Regions from separate parts of the Homo sapiens genome. Here region 1 is linked to region 2. The links are chromatin loops, found by intact Hi-C in ENCODE. Cell type or tissue: mammary epithelial cell. All regions are shown on one strand. Each heading gives the region's core, and the rest is flanking DNA. Links, peaks and the distances in the headings are about the cores only. Region 1 overlaps RIN2 (Ras and Rab interactor 2). Region 2 overlaps RIN2 (Ras and Rab interactor 2).

The links. A loop is a pair of places that touch in the nucleus more often than their neighbours do. Peaks named below come from ENCODE experiments on the same cell type or tissue, not always from the same donor. Only the 100,000 strongest peaks of a DNase experiment are listed, where the experiment ranks them.
Region 1: it touches region 2 in a loop (6-fold over the local background); 31 of 110 quality-filtered maps call a loop at or near these places.

What each region holds. Positions count from the first base shown.
Region 1 is chr20:19,991,764-19,994,578 of GRCh38, forward strand. RIN2 (Ras and Rab interactor 2) reads left to right here. Exons shown (of 13, transcript NM_018993.4): 11 at 405-536. Among named protein-coding and RNA genes, the nearest start is that of NAA20, 24 kb to the right of the region's middle. RefSeq lists an enhancer at 1,242-2,113. In mammary epithelial cell, for the core only: no CTCF peak of the experiment used is centred there; DNase peaks (open chromatin) are centred at 1,638 and 2,298; H3K4me3 peaks cover 204 bases; H3K27ac peaks cover 2,500 bases.
Region 2 is chr20:19,913,177-19,915,991 of GRCh38, forward strand. The region is part of intron 3 of RIN2 (Ras and Rab interactor 2); the gene reads left to right. Among named protein-coding and RNA genes, the nearest start is that of NAA20, 100 kb to the right of the region's middle. RefSeq lists an enhancer at 2,307-2,376. In mammary epithelial cell, for the core only: no CTCF peak of the experiment used is centred there; a DNase peak (open chromatin) is centred at 1,205; H3K27ac peaks cover 2,180 bases.

The DNA of each region.
Region 1 (2,815 bases), core at 147-2,646, 79 kb after region 2:
TGTAAATAATGTGCACAGCAAGAAAGAGGAAGTAAGACACAAAGAATTAGCATAAGTAAATATTTTGTAAGCATTTTATAATCTTGTTTGCTGAAAGTTAAAATATTTTAACGAGTATTCTGTTCTATCACATAATTTTATACAAATTATAAAAGTAGGGAGAAAATCTGTAATGTGTTCATTGGTTCATAGACATTCATTCTGAAACTGTAAGGGCTGGTCTCTAACATTAGCAGCTGGGAGGGTCAGAGGCTACATAGGATTCCAGAAACACTCACCTCTGTTTATAAATAGCACAGTTCCCCCCAGAGTGACTCCTTGCTGTCTAATAAAAGCAGCAAGAAGGATGTGAAAGAAAGAAAAGTTGGTAAAAATATTCCATCTCCTTCTCTTCCTGCTCTCAGGGAGGATGTATGGCGCTGATGACTTCTTGCCAGTCCTGACCTATGTCATAGCCCAGTGTGACATGCTTGAATTGGACACTGAAATCGAGTACATGATGGAGCTCCTAGACCCATCGCTGTTACATGGAGAAGGTAACTGCTTTTGAGAAAAGTTGAAGGAACTGGGTGCTATTTTTTTCATTTTTTTATAATTGAGACGAAATTCATGTCACATAACATTAATCATTTTACAGTGAATAATTCAGTGGCATTTAGTATATTCACAATGTCATGCATTCTCCACCTTTATTTAGTGTCAAACTATTTTCCTCACCCTAAAATAAAATTCTGCACCCATGAAGCAGTTACTTGGGTGCTTTTTTGACATCTTAAGTGTTAACTGAATTTTTTATTAATTTAAAAGAGTGTACTAACCTTTTTCTGATTGCAAAAGTAATACACACTCGTGGTAGAAAATTTGGAAAAGTCAGGAAAAACACAAAGAAAAAATATAACCCCATCTTAACTATACTTCACTAAGATTGCTTAATGGCAATAAAAAAAATACATTCAGTAGAATAAATGCCATTTTTTTTGGAAGAAATGGTTTCTTTGGCTCCAAGAGGAAATTATAAACTTTTGTTGAGGATATTTCCATTGCCAGGAAAATAACCTGCTCTTATATTAGTGAAATGGATAAAAGCTTGGCTTTGTTTTTATTTTTTAAAATTTCGTTTTCAAGGTGAAAACAGTATTAATTTTTTTCCAGTTTTTTTTAAGTATCTTTTCATTTTTATAGTAAAAATACAGGGGTGTGGAATCTGTGCAGTTTGCTCTCAATTTACGTTGGCATTCGGGTTCCTTCTCCTTGTGTCTGCCTAACCCCAACATGTCTTAGCAGAAATTCCTTCTCCTTACACATAGCTTAGGTATTTTACATGGAAATGATTAGGATGTTTGGCACAGTAGTGCACAGCCTTGAAACGCAGAAATAACTGGGACTCTATGTGAGCTTATCTTTTCAAAGGAGAACAAATCAGGGCCTGTGCACTGTGAATCCTCTTAATCCATTTTTATATATCCAGATAAAAGCCCAGACAAGCCCTGGGGGGGATTGTCACGGTTTCGTTTTTTTTTTTCCCGTGAGTTTCAGTCTGGGCTTGAGTAGAAAGGTCCATCTCTGACAGGATTCCCTAAGGAATGAGTCATCCCAGCATTTTCCCTGGAGGGAATGAAATGCATTTTTACCACCCCCAGAATGTGCCCCCTTAGTCTCCTCAGTCCTGTAATGTGAATTCACCAGGCCTTAACTTTTCCTGTCGGAGGGACCGCCCTCCTTGGAGCCCGATTATGCCCTTCCCACGTGACCATGGGTAGTGCTGACTCAGGATGGGGGATGAATATCTCTCCTCCCGTACCCGATCCCAGGCAGGTATGAATGGGCCTCTTTCATGCTTTCACCCTTTAGCCTCTTCTGTCCCCTTATTAATATTACTAACCATGGAACCAGACACTCCCCGATGAGCCTCCAAGGCCCTCCCTGGAGCTTTTCTTGCCTGCTCTGCCCTGGGATTAGACAGGACAAGGCCAAACATGTGGTTTTGCCCAGGGACCAAGAGAAGCATGTTAGTCTACATAGCATGCTTTCCTTCCTTCCACTGTAATGTTTGTTATTAATACAGTTTGGGGTTTGGTTATTCTTTTTCGAGCTTCGATCATGTTTAATTCTAGTAATATAAGTATGTAGAGCTCTTAGGGCTTTGGGGAAAAAGACACGCCGGTTTCACTTAGAAAGTCGATTCTGTTGCTGACAATGTGCACTCAGGACAAACATTGCTTGTATCTTGTGGCTCAAGGATAGAAACAGCTACTTCCTGCCCCTTTCCCAGATTGGCCCAGGGCAAGGCCCTGTGTTGATGACTAATGGACAGGTGGCTGTCTTCTCCTCCACGAATCCCACAAGAAAGACAAGGGCACAGCTAGTGAGGATACAAAAGCTGCTGGTGAGCTCGCACTTAAATAGAGCCTGCTTCCACTTAACCGTGTCTGGGGCTTCTTGGCTGCCTTCCTTGGGAAGTAGGCGGCCCAGTTGGGTTGGCTGTGATCACAGACCAGGCCTGCACAGCATCGAACTGAAGCTATGCAGCCTGGGAGGAAGAGGCTACTGAGCAGTGGCAAAAATACAGATTGGACTTTTCCGTGCCTGCCCAAAGTCCTCTTTGGTTTGCGGGGTAGCAGCCACGTCTGTTTTCCGCTGTTTAAGCAGGTATTCTCATTTACCAAAAAGGCGTCATAGAATCCCTTAGAAGTGCACAGCTCTTGTGGTAGGGTTATAGTCTTGCTGAAATTTAAAACCTTCTCTAATTGCATCCACATGTTTCAAAGTGTGGTCAATTTTGTGCTTCCAGCATTTGAGTTTTCTCCTTAGCGTC
Region 2 (2,815 bases), core at 160-2,659:
TTTTCTAGGGATTCTGTTTTGTTGTCGTTGTTCACACTGTAGCTCTCAGATCTTACTGTTTTTTTTTTAATTGTGATAAAGCATACATAACATAAAATTTACCATTTTAAGCATTTTTAACCATGTTTTTTAAGCTCACCATTTTAAGCACTTTAGTGATGGTGTCTCACTGTGTTGCCCAGGCTGTTCTCAAACTCCTAGGCTCAAGCCATCTTCCTGCCTTGACTTCTGAAAGTGCTGAGATTACAGACATGAGCCACCATGCCCAGTCACATTTTAAACATTTTTAAATGTACAATTCTGTGGCATTAAGTACATTCATATTGTTGTGCAACCATCACCACCATCCATTTCCAGAACTCCTTTCATCTTGCAGAATTGAAACTCTATCTATTAAATAATTCCCCATTCCTCCTTTTCCTCAACCCCTGGTAACTACCCTTCTGCTTCCTGTTTCTATGAGTTTGACTCCTCTCGGTACTTCCTACAAGTGGAATCATACAGTGTTTGTCCTTCTGTAACTGGCTTATTTCACTTAGCTTAATGTCCTCAAAGTTTATCCTTTTTGTAGCATATGTTATAATTTTCTTCCTTTTTAAGGCTGAATAATATTCCATTGTATGAGAAGACCACATTTTGCTTATTCATTCATCCATCAGCGGACACTGGGTGCTTCTACCTTTTGACTGTGGGAAATAATGCTGCTATGAATGTGGATTAGAACCTGTTTTTAAGGAAGATTATTTTTTTCTCTTGCCCCGAATAAAAATATTAAAACCTATGTGATTAAGGGGGCCCATCTGCCCATAGGCATATGCACACGTGCGTTGTGATGGGGTGCGTGTGAAGTTGAATCTGAATTTTGTGAAATGCAACTACCAGAGTTTGCGGTCTAGGAGAGCCAGGTGGCTTTAATAACAGTATTATCAGTTCAGTGATCAGACGGGCTTACTGAGATGTCAAGTGAGTTAGATCAAGCAAACTAGTTGTCAGGGTTACTACTGTCTTTAACCACTCACCTGATGCTTGTTTCTTATTGTCTGTCTCATTTTTTCAGTCACATTGCAAGCCTTTTGGGGGATAGAAATAATATCTTATGCTTCTTTTGGTGTCTAGTTAGGCTATTACCCTAAAGGTAGCAGGTCTTCAATAATGTTGACAATGGTGTGAGTTGACAATGACTCACACCAAATTTGCCTGTCTGCACACGCTCTGCATTGTTCTGTGGTGTTCCTGTATGACTTTCCCAGTATGTACTTTCCCACCATCAGAAGGACATTGCATCAAAAAAATTTGCATTAAACAGTTGCTGCTCTCGTGTTTGAAGCTGGGCAGCTGAATTAAATTAGTGAATCGATGTGTTAATCAATTGCAAGAGCCAAATTTAACAAATATAAACTCAGCACCCACTATGTAGCCAGCTGGACGAGACACTGGATATACCGACCTGGGAAAGAATTGGTCTTGTGGTTGGGGCTCTCACACTCCAGTGGAACCTTGTTCACAGTGTGGTCTGCCCGTCAGCCATGGAGTTTGCTAAAAATGCAGACTCTCAGGCCCTACGGAATGCCTCTGAATCAGAACCTGCACCTTCACCAGGTCCCTAGGTCATGCGTGTGCACATTCCAGTTTGAGAAACACCAGTCTTGTGAATGTTATCCTGTTAGCTATATCCTAAATGATAACAAAGGGTGTTTTGTGTGTGTCAGGGAGAGATGAGACTAAGGTGGCACTGGGAAACTGTGCCCAGTTCTGGTCACTACAACCTCAATGAGAGCAGAACAGCACAAGAGACCCCTCTGTGGCCATTCCCTAAGACCTTCGGGATGACAGCAGTGCAGCTGGGAGAAAAGGCCCTACGGGTAGTGAAGGTATCTGACTGCCTAAGATGGAGCGAATCCCAGCAGGGATTTCCTGCTCTGAATTTATAGTAAAAAGAAAAACATTGTTTGGGTTCCTCCAGTAGCAGAGACAGAATACGAATGCAAGTAGTCTATTCTGTGTTGAGTGATCACAGAAAGTTCATGTGGGAGAGTAGGGGAGTGAGACAGGAAGGGGAGGCAGCCAATACATGGTGCAATCCCACTGGGGACCTCTGAGAGACTGTGTGGGGGCATCCAAGTTGTTCCACATAAGAGCGAGGCAGCTGGGGTGTTTGTGCACCCACTGCCATCCCTCCTTGGCTGAGGGCTGCCCTGGGGTATTAACTCCCCAGCACTGTGGTCTGATCTGCTCAGCACTCACTCCCAGCCACAGAGCTTCCTCAGCTGTGGGCAGAGACTTCCAGGTGCCTGCAGTAGAGCCATCACAACAGAAGAAAACGGTGACTTCCAAGGGTTGTGGGCAGAGCACTCACAGTCTCTGCTCCATGTGTCCCATCTGGATTAAGAAGTCAAGGGTGTCTCAGCAGATGTCCGCATCAGAGCGCAGGTTCCAAATGAGGAACAAACCTTTGCATTTCAGTAAATTTCAAATCTTAGTGACTCATCCCCTCAGAGTAACTAATCATCTTCACAAGACCGAAAATGGCTGAGCTTCATATTTGCTTATAATCCAAATTCCCTTTTCATACCCACTCTGCTCTCTTCCTTCCCTAAACCAACTCTATGTGCTCAGAGGACACTGACAAGCTCAATTTACAGAAAATTTTTTGTCATTTTCTGTTTCAAAATTTCCCTTCTGATATTGCATGCTACAGATTCATCTCCCCTATCCAATTCCTTTCACTGTGAACCCTTACTCCATTCTTTCCTGTTTTGTTTTTTAATTAAAACTGAAATTCTGGCCGAGCGCTGTGGCTCACGCCTGTAATCCC